2 separate regions of the Homo sapiens genome follow, and region 1 is linked to region 2. A link is a loop called in an ENCODE intact Hi-C map of the cell type or tissue named here. Cell type or tissue: gastrocnemius medialis. All regions are shown on one strand. Links, peaks and the distances in the headings refer to the core of each region. The heading gives the core; the rest is flanking DNA.

Region 1 (10,358 bases), core at 3,153-8,152, 94 kb before region 2:
CAGGAGAGGGCATGTCTTTTTCATATTCTGACTAGCAATACGGGAGGTCCACATAAAATTCCCCTGCTGAGGATTCAGTCCTTGGTCATCTCTAGAAAACGTGATTGAATGATGGTTTGCTGCCTCCACAGCCAAGCTAGTGGCCTTTCTCGGGTAACACCATTTTTACTGGAAATGTCTGACAAACTGTGATTCAGATGTGGCTGCTTGGCAGACATTTTCTCAAAAATGAACAAAATGAGGCTGTCACTTCAAGGAAAACAATTTCAGGTTTTGTTGCCCACAATAAAATTCAAGCTTTTAAGGAGAAATCAGAATTTTGGAAAATGTGTAGCCACCACTGTGAGTTTGGCAGCTTCTTGACATTTAAAGACTTTTCTAAGCCTGTAACCCCAGCTACTTGGGAAGCTGAGGCGAGAAGATCACTTGAGGTCAGGAGTTTGAGACCAGCCTGGGCAACAAAGTGAAACCCTGTCTCTATAAAAAGTTTTTTAAAAAAATTATCCCGGCGTGCTGGCATGTGCGCCTACAGTCCCAGCTACCAAGGAGGCTGAGGTGGGAGGATCATTTGAGCCCAGGAGGTCAAGGCTGCAGTGAGCTATGATTGCACGGCTGCACACTTTTCTGATGAGATGAATAGTGATATTAATGAAGAGGACTTTTTTGATACAAAATAATGTAATGGGACAACATCTGCATCACTCATTGAACTAATATTTTCCAAATGATCAATGCATGTTATAGGCATGAATGAGTAGAACCATTCCCAGTGTAAGACAGACCAAAGACTTTTTTTTTTCTTTTGAAACAAGGTCTCACGTTGACACCAAAGCTGGAGTGCAGTGGCATAATCTCAGGTCACTGCAACCTCTGCCTCCCAGGCTCAAGAGACCCTCCCACCTCAGCCTCCCAAGTTAGCTGGGACCACAGACACACGCCAGCATGCCAGACTAATTTTTGTTCATATTTGTAAAGATGGGGTCTTGCTACATTGCCCAGGTTGGTCTCAAAAACTCCGGGGCTCAAGCAATCCACCCACCTTATCCTCCCTAAATGTTGGGATTATAGGCGTGAGCCACCATGCCTGGCCTCAGACCAATGTTGTTGTTGTTTTTGTTTTGTTTTGTTTTTGTTTGTTTTGAGACAGAGTCTCACTGTCTCACTCAGGCTGGAGTGCAGTGGCACGATCTCAGCTCACTGTGACCTCTGCCTCCCAGGTTCAAGCAATTCTTGTGCCTCTGCCTCTCGAGTAGCTGGGATTACAGGCACGTGCCACCATGCCTGGCTAATTTTTGTATTTTTAATAGAGATGGGGTTTCGCCATGTTGGCCAGGCTGGTCCGAACTCCTGGCCTCAAGTGATCCTCCTTCCTCTGCCTCACAAAGTGCTGGGATTACAGGCATGAGCTACCACACCCAGCCCCATGGTCAGTTTCTGTTGAGGAAACATGGACATTTGCGGGATGGTGAGATACTCATTTGTGCAGCTCAGAGTTTGATAAATTTCTCTTGGTTTTTGCCTAGTTAATTGCAATGTTCACTTCCTCTATGAATTCAGATATTTAGAGTTAGAAGGGATCTTCAGCATCATCCAGTCCAGGGGTTGGCCAACATTTTCTGCAAAGGGCCAGAGAGTGAATATTTTCAGCTGTGCAGGTAAGGTGGTCTGTTGAAATCACTCAACTCTGCTGTTGTAGCACAAGATCCACTATAGGTACCAGGCACAGTGGCTCAGGCCTGTAATCCCAGCACTTTGGGATGCCGAGGCGGGCAGATCACCTGAGGTCAGGAGTTTGAGACCAGCCTGGTCAACATGGTGAAACCCCGTCTCTACTAAAACTACAAAAATTAGCCGGGCGTGGTGGCAGGTGCCCGTAACCCCAGCTACTTGGGAGGCTGAGGCAAAAGAACCACTTGAACCTGGGAGGCGGAGGTTATAGTGAGCCTAGATCACACCACTGTACTCCAGCCTGGGCAACAAGAGCGAAACTCCGTCTCAAAAAAGAAAATAATAATAATAATAATAAATCTCTATAGGCGATAAGTAAACAAATGAGCATGGCTGCGTGCCAAGAAAATTTTATTTACAAACACAAGTAGGGGCCAGATTTGGCCCTTGGGCCATGGTTTACACACTCTTGACCTGCCTGGTTCAACATTTTTCTTTCTTTTTTTTTTTTTCAACTGAGGCAGAGTCTCGCTGTGTTGCCCAGGCTGAAGTGCAGTGGTGTGATCTCGGCTCACTGCAACCTCCGCCTCCTGGGTTCAAGCAATTCTCCTGCCTCAGCCTCCCGAGTAGCTGGGATTACAGGTGCCCACCACCACACCTGGCTAATTTTTGTACTTAGTAGAGATGAGGTTTTGCCATGTTGGCCAGGCTGGTCTTGAACTCCTGACCTCAAGTGATCTGCCCACCTAGGCCTCCCAAAGTGCTGGAATTACAGGACTTTGGGAGCCACCGGGCCGGCCTAGTTCAACATTTTCAATCAGCCAAGAAGGGTTCACCAAAGGTCACACGCAAGTTAGTTGCAAAACCAGAGCTCACACTCAGGCCTGCCAACATCTGTCTTTGTGCAGTCACTTTCACCTCTCAGCTGGCTTCAATGGCCTCAATTTCCTCCACTAATTGAGCTGGGAGTTTTCCTACATGCCTTCAGGCAGGCGCTAACAGGAAAGCACAGTGTAAACGCAGTCATAACCACCCACGTCTGTGGTCACCAGGGATGATGATCTAGGAACCAGGAGAGCAGGATAAGAACTTGCCTTTGCTAATGCCTGCTCTAGGTATTATTTGCTGATGCCTGCTCAGTGTCAAGGATAATGCTGAATTGTTCCATGCATGTATCTTACATATTCCTAAAGAGAATCAGAGAAGTGAAATGTGCAAGAAAAAGCATAGCTTTAGAATGAGATGGGCCTGGATTTCAATTCTTTTTTTTTTTTTTTTTTTTTTTTGAGATGGAGTTTCACTCATTCTGTCACCCAAGCTGGAGTGCTGTGGCGTGATCTCGGCTCATTGCAACCTCTGCCTCCCAGGCTCAAGCAATTCTCCTGCTTCAGCCTCCCGAGGAGCTGGGATTACAGGCATGTGCCACCTTGTCTGGGTGATTTTTTGTATTTTAGTAGAGACGGGGTTTCGCCATGTTGGCCAGGCTGGTCTCGAACTCCTGAACTTAGGTGATCTGCCTGCCTTGGCCTCCCACAGTGCTGGGATTACAGGCGTGAGCTACTGCACCAAGACTGGATTTCAATTCTGACCCACTGTCAGTAAGAGGTGACTGACCTCCACTCACCTTAGCACCCAGCCTCATTTATTTTCCACAAAATGAGGGTAACAAACCACCTTGACGATCTATTATATGTAAAATACCTGCTTATGGCTGGGCATGGTGGCTCACACCTGTAATCCCAGCATTTTAGGAGGCCAAAGTGGGAGCATCACTTGAGGCCAGGAGTTCAAGACCAGCCTGGGCAACATAGCAAGACCTCATCTCTACAAAACATTTAAAAATTAGCCAGGTGTGGTGGTGTACACCTGTAGTCCCAGCTACTTGGGAGGCTGAGGCAGGAGGATCAATTGAACTTAGGAGTTTGAAGCTGTAGTGTGGGATAATTGCACCACAGTGGCTCACACCTGTAATCCCAACAGTTTGGGAGGCCGAGGCAGGAGGATCACTTGAATCCAGAAATTCGAGGTCAGCCTGGGCAACATGATGAAACCCCATCTCTACTAAAAATACAAAAAATTAGCCAGCGTGGTGGTGCTCACCTGTAATCCCAGCTACTCAGGAGTCTGAGTGGAAGGATCACCTGAGCCCAGGAGACAGAGGTTGCAGTGATCCAAGATCGCACCACTGCACCACTCCAGCGTGGGCGACAGAGCAAGAACCTGTCTCCAAAAAAAAAAAAAAAAAAAAAGGCATTTCCATACACCTAACCTACTGAACATCATAGCTTCACCTAGTTGTCCTTAAACATGGTCAGAAAACTTACATTAACCTACACTTGGGCAAAATCAACTAACGCAAAGCCCATTTTGTAATAAAGTGTTGAATAGCTCATGTAATTTATTAAATACTGTCCTGAAAGTAAAATAGAATGGTGGTGTGGGTACTTGAAGCATGGTTTCTACTGAATGTGAATCTCTTTCGAAACATTTATTTTTTGTTTATTTTTATTTTTATTTTATTTATTTATTTATTTTGAGACAGAGTCTCAGAGTCTTGCTCTGTCGTCCAGGCTAGAGTGCAATGGCACAGTCTCGGCTCACTGCAACCTCCACCTCCCCAGTTCAAGTGATTCTCCTGCCTCAGCCTTCCAAGTAGCTGGGATTACAGGTGCCCACCACGTCTGGCAAATTTTTTTGTATTTTTAGTAGAGACCAGGTTTCACCATGTTGGCCAGGCTGGTCTCAAACTCCTGACCTCAGGTGATCCGCCCACCTCGGCCTCCCAAAGTCCTGGGATTACAGGCGCCCACCACCATGCCTGGCTAATTTTTTTTGTATTTTTAGCAGAGACAGGGTTTCACCATGTTGGCCAGGCTGGTCTCAAACTCCTGACCTCAGGTGATCCACCCGCCTCGGCCTCCCGAAGTGCTGGGATTACAGGCGTGAGCCACTGCACCTGGCCTCTTTTGAAACATTGTAAACTCAAGAAAATTGTAATTTGTAAATCGGAGAGCACCTGTATTGTATGATTGTACCTATATGAGGTTCCTAGAGTCATCAAATTCAGAGAGACAAAGTACAATGGTGCTGCCAAGGGCTGGAAGAGGGAAGTGGGGAGTGAGTGTTTAATGGGTACCTTTGCAGGATGAAAAGATTTCTGGAGCTGGGTAATGGTGGTGGTTGCACAACAATGTGAATATACTTTTTTTTTTTTAGATGGAGTCTCGCTCTGTTGCCCAGGCTGGAGTACAATGGCACAGTCTGGGCTCACTGCAAACTCCGCCTCCTGGGTTTAAGTGATTCTCCTGCCTCAGCCTCCTGAGTAGCTGAGATTACAAGTGCGTGCCACTGCGCCCAGCTAATTTTTGTATTTTTAGTAGAGATGGGGTTTCACCATATTGGCCAGGCTGGTCTTGAACTCCTGACCTCAAGTGATCCACCCGCCTTGGCCTCCCAAAGTGCTGGGATTACAGGCATGGGCCACCATGCCTAGCCAATGTGAATATACTTAATGCCCCTGAAGTATACACTCAAATGTGGCTAAGAAATTTAGGACATGTGTGGTGGCTCATGCCTGTAATCCCAGCACTTTGAGAAGCCAAGGTGGGTGGATTGCTTGAGCTCAGGAGCTTGAGACCAGCCTGGGCAACATGGTGAAACCCGGTGTCTACTAAAAATACAAAAAAATTAGCCAGGCATGGTGGTGCACACCTGTAGTCCCAGCTACTTGGGAGGCTGAGGTGGGAGGATGGATTGAGCCCAGGAGGTCAAGGCTGCAGTGAGCTGTGATTGTGCCACTGCACTTCAGCCTGGGCAATAGAGCAAGACCCTGTCTCAAACAAACAAAAAAAAGATGATAAGTTTTATGTTGTGTATTTTACCACAATTTTTTTTAAAAAGGATAAAAAGAAACTTTCTCTCATTCCAAGACCAAGGAAGTTACTGAGTGTAACTTGCAGCCAAATTAGCCTGGACTTTGAGAGCCGATCCTCCAAGTTCTCACACCCACACTGGGACAACAGCCCCAGCCTGCCCCGCCAATCATTCTCCACCTGGCCAGTGGCTTGCACACCCCCTTCGCAGACTAGGCTGGGAGGCTATTTTGGTACAATCTGTTCTCTTGGAAAATGAGATCTCAGAACATTAGTGCCAGAAGGCAGGGAGCCGACTTATCTCCAACACCCACCAGATGCTAAATGAACCCGACCAGGGGTTCTGTGAGCACTTTGACAGAGGCAGCTTTTGTCCCAACTCCAGACCTCACTTTGTGCCAAGGACTTTCCAGTCACTCCTCCTAGCCATCCTAAGAGGAAATTGAGGCTCAGAGAAGGGGAGTTACTTGCCCAAGCTACGTATCTCGGAGATTAAAAGCCAGGGTTTGGCCAGGCATGGTGGCTAACACCTGTAATCCCAGCACTTTGGGAGACCGAGGCGGGTAGGATCACTTGAGGTCAGAAGTTCAAGACCACCCTGGCCAACATGTTGAAACCCTGACTCTACTAAAAATACAAAAATTAGCCAGGCATGGTGGCTCTTGCCTGCAATCCCAGCTACACGGGATGCTGTGGCAGGAGAATCACTTGAACCCGAGAGGCGGAGGTTGCAGTGAGCCAAGATGGCACCACTGCACTCCAGCTTGGGCAACAGAGTGAGAATCTGTCAAAAAAAAAAAAAAAAAAAAAAACAAAGACAGGATTTGAACAGATTTGGGAAACCCCAAAGGCTGCTCTCTTTTTCCTTTTCTTTTTAGATTAAGGTAGAATTTAGCCACAAAATTCTGCAAGGTTTTTTTTGTAGTGTTTCTTTGTGGGTTTTTTGTTTTGTTTGTTGTTTGTTTTTTTGTTTGTTGTTTTGAGACAGGTCTGGCTCTGTTGCCCAGGCTGCAGTGCAGTGGTGCAATTTCGGCTCACTGCAACCTCTGCCTCCCAGGCTCAAGTGATTCTCCCACATCAGCCTCCTGAGTAGCTAGGACTACAGGCACATGCCACCATGCCCGGCTAATTTTTGTATTTTTTGCAGAAATGGGGTTTCACCATGATACCCAGGCTAGTCTCAAAGTCCTGGCCTCAGGTGATCCTCCCACCTCAGCCTCCCAAAAGGGCTACGCTGCCGGGCGAATTCTGCAAGTTTATACAAACATATACAGTTGTGTAACTACTGCCACGTTAAAAATGCAGAACAGTCCCTTCCCTCCCAAAATTCCTCTGTCTCTCTTGTGGATAATCTCTCCTTCCATCTCAACTCCTGGCAGCCACTGATCTGTTTTCTATACTTAAAATTTTGTCTTTCCTTTTCTTTTCTTTTTTTTTTTTTTGAGACGGAGTCTCGCTCTGTCACCCAGGCTGGAGTGCAGTGGTGCACGATCTCAGCTCACTGCAACCTCTGCCTCCTGGGTTCAAGCAATTCTCCTGCCTCAGCCTCCTGAGTAGCTGGGACTACAGGCACCTGCCACCCCCAGCTAATTTTTGTATTTTTAGTAGAGGCAGGGTTTCAGGCTGGTCTCAAACTCCTGACCTCAAATGATCCACCCACCTCGGCCTCCCAAAGTGCTGGGATTACAGGTGTGAGCCACTGCACCTAGCCCAAAATTTTGTATTTCTAAAATGACCTACAGCCGAGTATGTGGCACGCACCTGCAATCCCTGCCACTCAGGAGGGTGAGGCGGGAGGATCCCTTGAGCCTGGGAATTTGAGGCTGTAATGATCCATGTTCCTGCCACTGCACTCCAGCCTGGGTGACAAAGCAATACCCCATCTCTAAAGATAAAATGTCCCGCCAATGGGAGCACACAGTCTCTTGGGTCTGGATTCTTTCATTTAGCAAATGCATTTGAGATTCAACCACACTGCTGTAGAAGGTCACTCCTTTTCATTGCTGTGTAATGTTCCATCACATGCATAAACCAGGTGGCTCATCCGCTTACCAACTGATGGACATTTGGGATGTTCCCAGTTTTTGGTGATTACCAAAAAAAAAAAAAATAGGTGAATTTTTGTTTCACCACAATGGGACTGTTGTGTTTATAGGGTAAGTGATGTTTAATTTAATAAGAAACTATCAGGGATTGTTGTGTTTATAGGGTAAGTGATGTTTAATTTAATAAGAAACTATCAGTCTGGGCAAGGTGGCTCACACCTGTAATCTCAGCACTTTGGGAGGCTGAGGCAGGAGGATCACTTGAGCCCAGGAGTTTCAGACCAGCCTGGGCAACAGGGCGAGACATCATCTATATAAAAAATACAAAAATTATCTGGATGTGGTGATGTGTGCCTGTAGTCCCAGCTACTCAAGCGGCTGAGGCGGGAGGATCACATGAGCCCAGGAGGTCGAGGCTGAAGTGACCTATGACTGCACCACTGGACTCCAGCCTGGATGACAGAGTGATACCCTATCTCAAATAAATACATAAATAAATAAATTTAAAAGAAACTGTCCAATTGTCTCCCACCAGCAGTGTGCGAGCTCCAGCTGCCCCCAAATCTTTACCTGCACCAGGCATTGTCAGTTACTTTAATTTAATCCATCCTTAAAGGACGCTGGACACAGAGACTCACATCCCTTTGTTTTGGGAGACCAAGGTAGGAAGATCACCTGAGTCCAAAATTAGCCCCAAGGTGATGGTATTAGGAGGTGCGGCCCTTGGGAGGTGATTAGGTCATGAGGATGTGGCCCTCATAATGGGATTAGTGCCCTTCCACAAGAGGCCCCCAAGAAACTCCTTGATCTTTCTACCATGTGGGGACACCAAAAGAAGACACCATCTGTGAACCAGATAGCCAGCCCTTACCAGACAGTGAATCTGCCAGCATTTTGATCTTGAACTTCCCAGCCTCCAGAACCATGAAAAATAAATTTCTGTTGTTTACAAGCCACCAGTTTATAGTATTTTGTTGTAGCACACTGAAAGGACTAAAACAGGAGATAAGGTCTTTTTTTTTTAAATTTTTTTAGCACCAAACTGATTGAGATAAGGTCTTTAAAGAGACAATTAAGTTAAAATAGTCAGTCAAGCAGGGTGGCTCACATGCCTGTAATCCCAGCACTTTGGGAGGCTGAGGTGGGTGGATCACTTGAGATCAAGAGTTTAAGACCAGCCTGGCCAACGTGGTGAAACTCCATCTCTACTAAAAATACAAAAATTAGCCAGGCATGGTGGCACGTGCCTGTAATCCCAGCTACTCGGGAGGCTGAGGCATGAGAATCACTTGAACCCGGGAAGTGGAGGTTGCAGTGAGCCGAGATGGCGCCACTGCACGCCAGCCTAGGCCACAAAGCCAGACTCCATCTCAAAAAAAAAAAAAAAGATAATTAAGTTTTAAAAAAAGTCTATAGGTGGGCCCTGATCTAATTCACTGGTGTCCTCGTAGGCAGAGGAGACTAGGATACAGACATACGAAGAGGGAAGACTATACGAGGACAGAGAAGGCGGCCGTCTGCCACCCAAGCAGAGAGGCCTTGAGAAACAAAACCAACTGACACCTTGATGTCAAACTTCCACCCTCAAGAATTAGGGAAAAATAAATGTCTGTGGCTTAAGCGACTCTGTCTGGAGTATGTTACTGCAGCCTATTCATTTATTTATGAGACAGGGTCTCACTCTGTCATCCACGCTGGAGTGCAGTGGTGCAATCTCAGCTCATTGCAGCCTCGAACTCCTGGGCTCAAGCGATCCTCCCACCTCTGCCTCCTGAGTAGCTGGGATTACAGGCTCACATCACCACAACTGGCTAATTTTTTTTTTTTTTTTTTTCTGCAGAGACTGGGTCTCACTGTGTTGGCCAGGCTGGTCATGAACTCCTCAGCTCAAGTGATCCTTTGGCCTCGGCCTCCCAAAGTGCGGGGATTACAGGCATGAGCCACCATGCCCAGACTTTTTTTCCTTATAATTGAAAGCTTCTTTTTTTATAGCTTTACTGAGGCATAACTGATAGATGAACTATGCATATATAAAATGAAAACTTTTAAGTACTTAGGTTGAATGAGTGGGAAAAAAAGAAGTAAAAAATAATTAATTAAAAATAAATAAAAAAGAGGCCGGCGTGGTGGCTCAAGCCTGTAATCCCAGCACTTTGGGAGGCTGAGGCAGGTGGGTCATTTGAGGCAAGGAGTTCGAGACCAGCCGGGCCAATATGGCAAAACCGTCTCTACTAAAAATACAAAAATTAGCCAGGCGTGGTGGTGGGCACCTGTAATCCCAGCTACTCTGGAGGTTGAGGCAGGAGAATTGCTTGAACCCAGGAGGCAGAGGTTACAGTGAGCCAAGATTGCACCACTGCCCTCCAGCCTGGGCGACAGAGCGAGACTCTGTCTCTCTAAATAAATAAATAAGAAAAAAGTTAATTTTTTTTTAAATCTTAAGTAATCAAAGCAAAATTTAGACCAGGCACAGGCACGGTGGCCCACGCCTGTAATCCCAGCACTTTGGGAAGCCGAGGCGGGCAGATCACCTGAGGTTAGGAGTTTGAGACAAGCTTGGCCAACATGGTGAAACCCTGTCTCTGCTAAAAATACAAAAATTAGCCAGGTATGGCGGTGGGCACCTGTAATCCCAGCTACTCAGGAGGCTGAGGCAGGAGAATCACTTGAACCCAGGAGGCAGAGGTTGCAGTGAGCCAAGATCGTGCCACTGCACTCCAGCCTGGGTGACAGAGCAAGACTCCATCTCAAAAAACAAAACAAAACAAAAACC
Region 2 (10,358 bases), core at 2,879-7,878:
TTCTTTCCTTTCTCAGCTTAACTTGAACCCTTGCCCTCATTCTTGTGGGAGAACCTTCTCCCTCATCCAGTTCTTGTGACAGTCGGACTTCTTCAGGCCTCTCCTGGCCACCCATTATACAGAGCCCATGCCCTCCTGCTGTCACACTGCTTTCAGCCTTCCATGTCATGGCACACATAGGAAACAGTGGCATCCACAGGGTGCAATGGGTAATTTGGAGGCGAGACTAGGGGAAAGTGCATGTGCTGTTTCTACCATAGAAATTATAAGGATGGTGGCTCACGCCTGTAACCTGTAATCCCAGCACTTTGGGAGGCTGAGGCGGGCGGATCACCTGAGTTCGGGAGTTTGAGACCAGCCTGACCAACATGGGGAAACCCCATCTCTACTAAAAATACAAAATGAGCTGGGCGTGGTGGCTAATGCTTGTAATCCCAGCTACCAGGAGGCTGAGGCAGGAGAATTGCTTGAACCTGGGAGGCGGAGGTTGTGGTGAGCCGAGATCACACCATTGCACTCCAGCCTGGGCAACAAGAGCAAAACTCAGTCTTGAAAAAAAAAAAAAAGAAATTATAAGGAAAATAAAATACAGGGTGTTAGGGAGCATAGTTAATACTGAACTTGTGTTGAATAACATTATGATTATTATTATTTTTAGAGGCAAGGTTTTGCTTATTATTATTATTTTTTAGAGACAGAGTCTTGCTCTAAAAACTTTACTTGTCCAGGCTGGAGTGCAATAGCGCAATCATAGCTCACTACAGCCTTGAGCTACTGGGCTCAAGGGATCCTCCTGCCTCAGCCTCCCAAGTAGCTGGAACTACAAGTGCTAGCCACCACACCTCACTAATTTTTGTATTTTTTATAGAGACGGTCTCGCTGTGTTGCCCAGGCTGGTCTTGAACTCCTGGCCGCCTTGGCATCCCAAAGGGTTGGGGTTACATGTGTGAGCGACCACACCCGGCTTGAATAACATTACTGAAATAACATTGCCTTTTTTTTTTTTTTTTTTTTTTTTTAAAGAGTGCTTGTGTCCAAGAACATAACTTTTATATGTTAGGGTGTGGGTTTTGTTTTTGTTTCTGTTTTGCTTGACTTTGATAATTGTTGTGGAGAAATTTTGTTTGCACAAGAAGGTGATAAAACTTGGAAGCATTTTTTTTAGTAAACATTGAAAAATTTATGAGTTGGCATTTCTAAAAAATCCAGATTCTTTAATCTTTTCATTTATATGTAATGTTGAAATACAATAATGCAAATGGACTTTAGTTTCATTCAGACTCTATTTCAAGCACTTCAAAATAATGAAGCTCTAATTTACATAAGGCATATACTAAGGTATAGACAGTGGTGTGCTGGTGAAAATTTGACAACCAGCTCTCAGGAAAAAGAAAAGAAATCCATACATATACATATGTAAATATGCATGTAAGTTTATGAGTTTTACTAGTATAAAGGATGGGTGGCATATAATTTGCAAATAATAATGAAATATACAACACTGTTGTCAGTTCCATATAGCCAATTGCTTCTCACCAGCTGCTTCCGTTGATTTTTGCTGAGCTTTTGTATCAGCTTCTGATTGGTTTTGACATGACTTTGGTTAATATCTTATTCTCTCTCTTTTTTTTTTTTTTTTTTTTTTTTTTGAGACGGAGTCTCGCTCTGTCACCCAGACTGGAGTCCGGTGGTGCAATCTCCGCTCGCTGCAACCTCCACCTCCCGGATTCAAGTGATTCTCATGCTGCCCCCTAAGCAGCTGCGACTATAGGTGTGCACCACCATACCCGGCTAATTTTTGTATTTTTAGTAGAGACAGGGTTTCTGCATTTTGGCCAGGCTGGTCTTGAACTCCTGGCCTCAAGTGACCCACCTGCCTCAGCCTCCCAAAGTGCTGGGATCACATGTGTGAGCCGCTGCACCAGCCTGGTCGATATCTTTGTATTAATGAGTCAAGTGATGTCTTTGCTGAATTAGATAATAGTTTTCAAATACCTGTACTATAAGAATATTTTCTCAATTGTCCTGTTCCCAATGTAATGACTTCAGGCATGACACGCTTTTTAAGTTTAATTGCATTATTAACATTTTCTCCATCACTTTCTTAAGTCTAAACCCCAGGAGTTGGCTAACTTTTTGTAAAGGGCCAGATAGTAAATATTTTCATCTTTGCAGGCCATATGGCCGTAGAGCTTCTGTTGTACTGCTATCTTTGTAGCACAAAAGCAGCCAGAGACAGTATGTGAGTGAATGAGCGTGACTGTGTTCCAGTAAAACTTGATGTGGTTAATTTATGTCAATGTGAATTTTACCTCAATAAACAGCATGTAAAATGAAAAAAGTAAAATCTTCATTTACAAAAACAGACAGTGTTATGGAATGGCCCAGGAGTTTGCAGATTTCTAGTTTGGAGCCCATAAAATCAAGCCCTGATTTATAGTGTTTACTGATTTCTGTGGTGGAAATACTCTCACCATGGCTGGCTTCAAGCCACTAACATGAGATCACTGAATGTGAGGTTGGGAAAGAGACTCAGTAGCACACCATGTCCTCCATGCCCATACAGTAGTCATGAATAACCTCAGAAACCTAGATAGTACTAAGTTTGGTAAAATAAGTAGGAAGTGATGAGTTTTGAGTACACAGTACTGAAAACTTCCTCCTTTGTTCTTATCACAACTTATTGTAAGCTTATATAATGTAATTGTTAGTAATGGCTCCTTTGATTCCTGAAAGTGTCACCACGGGCTTGCTCTCTCAGTAAAGCTGGCGTGAGCAGGCTCCAGCACACACCTGGGTAGAGTCCCTGCCCCTTACCTGGCTTGGATGCTGAAGGCTCGCGGCCCCAGAAGAGGAGATGTATTGGAACGTGTGCAGACGGAGATCTGGCCTGGGCCTGGAGCCTTGCCCACCAGGGCCCTGGTGCCCCTTGGCCTGCTTGCCGGGCTTCAGGCCACAGACAGGTTCCTTGTCCAGATGGTGTCTGCGCCTTTGCAGCTGGCTGCTGGGACAGTTCTCGTGATCGTAGTTTCCCATTGGCCCTGTCTAGCACCCCTCATTGGCTCACGAGGAGCCAGCTGCCCTGAAGGGGAGGCAGGGTATCATGCAACTTGCTCTAGATCGGGGTGTCCAATCTTTTGGCTTCTCTGAGCCACATTGGAAGAAGGATTGTCTTGGGCTGCACATAAAATACACTAACACTGATGATAGCCAATGAGCTTAAAAAAAAATCTCATAATGTTTTAAGAAAGTTTACGAATTTGTGTTGGGTTGCATGTGGCCCGAGGGCCATGGGTTGGACAAGCTTGCACTGCTTCTTGCTCCAGATGTATTACCTCCCCGGGTTCTCTCAGGGCTCCGGGGTTGAAGTGACCACCTCATCTGGCCCAGTGGTTGTGAGGGAAGCCTTCAACTCACATTAATCACACTGTTTATTTTCTTCATGGCTTTTAGTGTGGCTATGGTCTTGTCTGTTGCCTGCCTTCCCCAACATGAGTGTGAGCCCTCTGTCTGCTCCCTGAGTTCCTCTTCAGAAGGCACGAGGCACACAATATGGACATGCTCCTTTTTTTTTTTTTTTTTTTTCCCCACAAAAGGAGATAGTCTCTGTCACCCAGGCATGAGTGCAATGGCATAGCCATAGATCATTGTAGCCTCGGATTTCTGGGCTCAAGTGATCCTCCCACTTCAGCATCCTGAGTAGCTGGGACTACAGGTATATGCCACCACACCCGGCTAACTTTTTAATTTTTAAATTTTTATTTTTATTATCTATTTATTTTTTAGAGACAGGGTCTCACTATGTTGCCCAGGCTGGTCTTAAACTCCTGGCATCAAGCGATCCTCCCACCTCAGTTGCCTGCTTAGCTGGGATTACAGGTGTATGCCATCGTGCCTGGCCAACGTTCTTATTTTTCCAGGAGATAAATAGCAGCTGAGACCAGATACAGTGGTTCACACTTGTAATCCCGACACTTTGGGAGTCTGAGACAAGAGGATCATTTGAGCCCAGAAGTTTGAGACCAGACTGACCAACACAGGGAGAGCCTTCTGTGAAAAGGTGACTGAATGAATTCTCGTGTCTGCAGCAGTTGCATTGTGCATCCCAGGTGGGTTTGGGTTCCCACCAAACCTGCAAAAGTGCTCCTGATGCCAGACACCAACATTGCTTCTTGGTGTGTGCCAGGCACCCCTCCCCTGGGAAACGAGCAGCCCTGTCTCAGCCTACTCCCCTCCCAGATGGTGGCAGTCACTGTTGCTGACTTCATCACTGAGCCATCAAAAATCTCTCTAGGTTTCATCGTGGCTAATGCCACATTTGCTTATCCCCCGCTCCCCTCCAAAAAATGGAAACCCTCCCTCATTGTGTCTTTTGTTTTTGTTTTTATTTTTATTTTATTTTTATTTTTTTTGAGACGGAGTCTCGCTCTGTCACCCAAGCTGGAGTGCATTGGCATGATCTTGGCTCACTGCAACCTCTGCCTCCCGGGTTCAAGCAATTCTGCCTCATCCTCTTGAGTAGCTGGGATTACAGGCATGCGCCACCACACCCAGCTTATTTTTGTATTTTTAGTAGAGATGGGGGTTTCACTATGTTGGCCAGGCTGGTCTTGAACTCCCGACCTCAGGTGATCCGCCCACCTCAGCCTCCCAAAGTGCTGGGATTACAGGCGTGAGTCACTGCACCCGGCCCCATTGTGTCTTCAGGCTGCTTTGTGCTGACTGTGCTGGCCTCATTTATGGGGCCATACAGTCTCCTGAGATTCAAGAGTCACCGCAGCCTCTCCTGCTGGCCACAGGGCCTGTCTCCTGACCTCACCTGCTGCCGTGGGCCCAGGCGTGTGGATTCCAGATGACCCGCTAAGGGCGAGGTAGAGCTACAGCTTGGCTCTGTCTGGCTGTCTGGTGTGGTAGTGATCCGATGCTCTATCCCTTGCCAGGCCTCAGTTTTGAGTGAAGGAAGAAGGGGAAAACTGGCCTGTCTGGATGACAGATTTGCCATGCACGAATATCCGCACACAGTGATGTAGAGCTTTGGCTCTTTGTAACCAGGAGTTCGATAGGAAGACAACTTTGAAAAAGCACTTTGTGACTGGCAGGGTGCCATGCAGCCTCAGCTGTTCATTTCCAAGGGTCATCCATTTACAGGATGAATGCTCAAGCCTCTTCCTCCCGGTGCCATGGAGTCTGCCTGTCAGTCCCCTCCTTGCCCAGCATCTCCCGCCTGCCTCCTTGTTCCCCTATGCCTTCACCAAGCCATGTCTCCCACCCTGTTCACCCGAGCCTCTCCTCTCCTTTCCTCTAGTGCCGCCTGGCTGGGACAGTGCAGAAACACTGCTCCTGGCAGGGCGCCCTGTGCCTGTCCCCTTTCCTGCTGCTCTCTCTGACTGTGTGTGTGCAGTGAGTGGGGCAGCCTGGCCAATCCTACCTGCCTCAGGTGGATGGTGGCCCCAGGTGCTGCTGCCACTGTCTCTGTGTTCTATCCATTTCCCCTTTCCATGGGCGTTGTTCATTCACCTGGTCACTCATGGCCTTCAGTTCTCATCTCAGTCTGAGGACCCCCTTTGGCCTCATCAGTGTGTCCTGCCCACACTGGTGTCTCAAACTCCAGGCATTAAAAACCATACTTAGGGACTTTCCTCTCAGCTGTCTTTCTGATTCTACCTCCAACAATTTAAAAACTGCCTTTAGTGAGGTCTAATTTACATACAGTACAATGTGCCTATTTCAGGTGTACATTTGGCAGTGGAAGTCCCTCATTAAACAGTTATGTCTGTCTTGCTTTCACATTTGTCTTTTTATTTAGCTCTACGCTACATTTTGATGCATTTTTGACAAATTCGTATACCTGTGTAACTACTCCAGTTGAGGTGTAGAATATTTCCGTAACTTAAAAAGTTCTCCCTCCCCCCACTGAGGGGCTACCACCAATCCCCAGTTCACCCCGCCACCGGCACCACATTGGCACTGCTGGTGGGTGCTGTCGAGTACTGCAGGTAGGTACTGATTTTCTTACCTGTGGTGGGAAAATGGGGTAACAGCACCCATATGAACAGATGAGGCTCACAGAGGCTTGGGACGGACACATATTTTTGTGGTCCCCAACCTAGTTGTGTGGGCTTGTGTCACCATGAGCCGGCTCCCAGGGGTAGGGGTGGCGCAATCGCTGTGAGCCATTCCCTGCCCCCTGTAGCTAGGGTGACTGTGCATCTTATCAAGACCAGGACACTTTTCAGATGAATGAGGTGCTATTAAGAATGACAGTGAGTAACAGGTGTCACCCAGCAAACCTGGCCTAAGGTGGCCTTCTGCAACCCATTGTCTCTGATATCCTTGTGTACAGTCCTTAGAACCAGCCTTCCCCATGCAGAATGGAATCTAGGTGGCTCATGGTCTTTGAAGCGTCCTGGGACCCAGCCTCAGCCTGCACATCCAGGCATGGCCCTGCACTCCTGGGCGTTCCTGAGCTTAGTCGTTCTCCTTAATATGTTTCTTTTCCCTTTTTTCTCACTGACTTTTCAGTACACAAGCAATAAATACGTCTTCCTTTAAAAAAGTAAAATGTTTGAGTTACAGCTAAAGGCCTCCTTTGACCCCTGTCCCTGATGCAGTTCTTCTATCCCTCTGGAGAGGACCCATGTCACTAGTGTAGAGTCCATTTTCCTGTGCTGTGCAGGCACAGCCCAGAGCACTGGGCCATACTGTGCATGTGGCTTTTCAGTCAGTTCTGGCACACAGGGCAATCACTCTACACCTAGCTCACCTCCCTCCACAGTGTGTCCCAGCTTTCTGTGCTTGGTTACACATGGGTCTAGCTCACTCCTTTAACTGCAGCATAGCATTCCCTGCTAGAAGCCGCTTCATGATCATGGAACTGGCTTCCAGAGTTTTGCTAATGAAAAGGTGTTTTGCAGATATTCATGTGAATGTCTCCCTGTGCACCCAGGGGAGCCTCTACTTGTGCTTAGGTCTGCCAGGCAGTGAAAGTGCTGGGTGGTAGTTTTCACAGTGGCAGATAATGGAGGGGAGTCTTCTGTGGGTGCCCCTTGCAGGCAGAGGCACCTTTCCATGGGTACCTCTTCCATGGCTCTGCCCAGAGCCTGTACTCACAGGATGTGCATTCCAACCTCGGGGTCCTCTCACCACTGCCTGGAGCCTTACGGAGCCAGAGACCCTTCCCTAATGCCCTAGCTCCCCTGGTCCCCCACTGCTTTACTTGAACAGCCGAGGTTGGGTGTGTGGGCTCCAAGAGGCCTGCCAGAGTGAGCCTGGGGGAGAGTACCTGTTTACATCTGGCCCCCACATACCGAGATAGGCAGTGTTGGGGCCCTGCTATTGACCGATGGGGAGACTGCGGCTCAGGGGCTGAGGTCCCTTCCCCAGGATCTTCCCATAGCTCCTGCAGATGTGGTATTAGCATTCAGAAAGGCCCTTGATACATCAGCATAGTGTGGGAAGTTAAGAAGAAAAGAAGGGAAGAATTTTTTTTTTAAAAAAAGCCCTCAAGCACTCATGAGCACTCATGGCTTAACAGTGGCCCTAGAGGTGATGGTTTCCATGCTTCCCATTGCACAGATCGAGACCCACCTCCAGCTGGCTGGCACTTGACTATGGGCCTTGCAAGTTCTCCCACATGGCCATCTGATCCCTCCCACAGTCCCACAAGGGAGCGATGTTCATGCTTATCTTGGAAATACAACTTGCTCCACAGCCTCAGGAGGTTTTCCTGGTCTCAGTTCCAAGCCCAGCCCCTCTCTTCTTTGGCTGCCCTGTCCATTTATTTGCACATGAGACTCCCGTTTGCCTCAGTGGCCTGTGCAGGAGGAGCAGAGGGCCCAGGAGCCACCTAAAAGATGCCTGAGGGAGAGTGGTCCTGGCAGGAGGACCTCTTAGGAACTTAGGCAGCAGGGGCTCTGCCAGGGTCCCGCTGGTGTTTTTGTTTTTGTTTTTGTTTTAATTGTAAAATATACATCCCATAAAACTTAACCATCTTAGCTGTTTTTAACTGTACAGTTCAGTGGTCTTACACACTCACATGGTTGTGTGGTCATGATCACCATCTGTCTCCAGGACTCTTCATCTTGCAAAACCGAGCTCTGTTCCCATTCAACACTCACGTCCCTCCCCTTCCCGAGCCCTGGGCGCACGTACTGTTCGACTTTCCACCTCTCTGATTTTGTCTACTGAGTATGAGTGGAATTGTGCAGTGTTCATGCGACTGGCTTCTTTCCCTCAGCATAATGTCTTCAGTCTTCATCTGTGTTGTTGCATGTGTCAGGATTCCCTTCCTTTTTAAGGCTGAAATACTGTCCTGTTGTTCAGATATATCACACTTGGCTTATTCATTCATCTGTTCCTGAACACTTGAGTTGTATCCACCATGTTTTAGCCATGGCAAATAATGCTGCTGTGGACATGGGTGTGTAAATGTCTGTCCACGTCCCTGCTTTCGGTTCTTTTGGGTACATACCCAGAAGTGGAATTGCCTGTAGCGGTTGTTTCTGAGTTAAGTTTAGAAAGGTGGTAGGGGTGTGGCATTCAGGGTCCCATTCATGACAGTTGAGGGGAGAGGGTAGTGGGGATGGCTTATGGTTCCAGGCTGTGTGCAGGGTGTGAGGAAGACCTTCCACCTGGACCTACCTCCAAGTGCTCAGGGTTGCTGTGAGAAGGAATGAAATGCCCATTTCAGTCGCATTTCTGTGTCTTTGAGGAGAAGCTGTGTGTTCCAGTCGGCACCATTTTTTCCCTCATGGTCAGTGATGTACTGGTGTCCCAGAATGGGTACAGCGTGATCTGCCAAAAGTCTGTGCTCAGAACTTTCCATAGGGAATGAATGAACCAGCAGGTGCACGTCAGTAGGACAGGCTGACGGCGGCTCCCTGGTGTCTGGCTACAGGTATCCCGCCATCCATCCCCTGACACCCCTGCAGGCACACAGCCGAGTGGTGGGCTTCCCGGCCTGCCTTGAGTCCTCCCTCTCTCAGCCCCGCTGCTTCCCACAGCCACGTCCCTTCCTGCCCCTCACCATGTCGCTCCCTGAGGCTGGCCAGCGCCCACAGAACTGTCTCCCTGCTTCAGCTGTGTGTTTGCTTCTGCATAGCAGAATGAGCTATTTAAAACGACAGTCTGACCCTGTCACTCCCTGAGCTGAGCATGGCCCGGGGTGGCCTGCCGGGAGGTGTCCCCACCTTGTCTGGCACTCTGCGCATGCTGCGCTGCTGTGTGCCCAGCCCTTTACTTGTGCTGCTCCCGGGTCCTTGCCTCCCCAGCTTGTCCAGAGGACTCCTGCTTACTCTCCAGGTGTCCTCGCAGACTCCCTCTGTCACCCTCCTAGGGGCCCCAGAGCATCCTGAGTGTCACAGCCCTGCCTGCTACACACTTAGAAGCTCTCTCATCACATGTCTGCTCGCCTGCCAGGCCAGGAGCACCTTCAAGGCCACAGGCGTGCTTTATCTGTGTGTTGCTGTGAGTGGCAGCTGAGAGTGTGGTAAAAGAGCCAGTACTTAGGCCGGGCGCGGTGGCACACACCTGTAATCCCAACACTTTGGGAGGCCGAGGTGGACAGATAACGTGAGGTTGGGAGTTTGAGACCAGCCTGACCAACATGGAGAAACCCTGTCTCTACTAAAAATACAAAATTAGCTGGGCGTGGTGGCGCATGCCTGTAATCCCAGCTACTCGGGAGGCTGAGGCAGGAGAATCGCTTGAATCCAGGAAGCAGAGGTTGTGGTGAGCCGAGTTCATGCCATTGCATTCCAGCCTGGGAAACGAGTGAAACTCTGTCTCAAAAAAAAAAAAAAAGTCAGTGTTTGTAACCAGGCTGCCTGGGCCCCAGACCCAGCTGTGTGACCTCAGGTAGATTAGCTGACCTCTCTGTGCCTTAGCTGCTTGTAAAAGGGCTGGAGTGCAGTAGCACAGTCTCAGCTCACTGCTGCCTCAACCTCCTGGGTTCAATTTTCGTGCCTCAGCCTCCCCAGTAGCTGTGTCTACAGGCGTGCGCCACCACACCTGGCTAATTTTTGTGTTTTTTGTAGAGGCAGGGTTTTGCCATGTGGGCCAGGCTGGCCTTGAACTCCTGGCCCCAAGTGATCCACCCGCCTGGCCTCCCAAAGTGTTGGGATTACAGGTGTCAGCCACTGCTCCCGGCCAAGAATTTCTTAATAAATAAAATAGTGCCTGATCGGCCTCACTGAGGCTGTGAAGAACCAGCTCTTCCTAGTCCATCTTCAGCAGAGCTCCTACAGCAAGCAGGAGGGCCTGTGGGATTCTCTTTGGGAGGAGCAGGTTGGGGAGGAGAATCCCAGAGGCCTCATCTTACACTTGGGGTCAGTGGGGGTGGTGCAGTTCAAGGCAGTCTT

The links. A loop is a pair of places that touch in the nucleus more often than their neighbours do. Peaks named below come from ENCODE experiments on the same cell type or tissue, not always from the same donor. Only the 100,000 strongest peaks of a DNase experiment are listed, where the experiment ranks them.
Region 1: it touches region 2 in a loop (5-fold over the local background); 2 of 110 quality-filtered maps call a loop at or near these places.

What each region holds. Positions count from the first base shown.
Region 1 is chr19:16,694,562-16,704,919 of GRCh38, reverse strand. No RefSeq gene overlaps it. Among named protein-coding and RNA genes, the nearest start is that of NWD1, 20 kb to the left of the region's middle. In gastrocnemius medialis, for the core only: no CTCF peak of the experiment used is centred there; a DNase peak (open chromatin) is centred at 5,729; H3K27ac peaks cover 2,713 bases.
Region 2 is chr19:16,600,603-16,610,960 of GRCh38, reverse strand. All of the region lies in intron 1 of MED26 (mediator complex subunit 26), which reads left to right. Among named protein-coding and RNA genes, the nearest start is that of MED26, 22 kb to the left of the region's middle. RefSeq lists an enhancer at 4,229-5,026. In gastrocnemius medialis, for the core only: a CTCF peak has its summit at 5,331; DNase peaks (open chromatin) are centred at 2,927, 4,753 and 5,330; H3K27ac peaks cover 3,233 bases.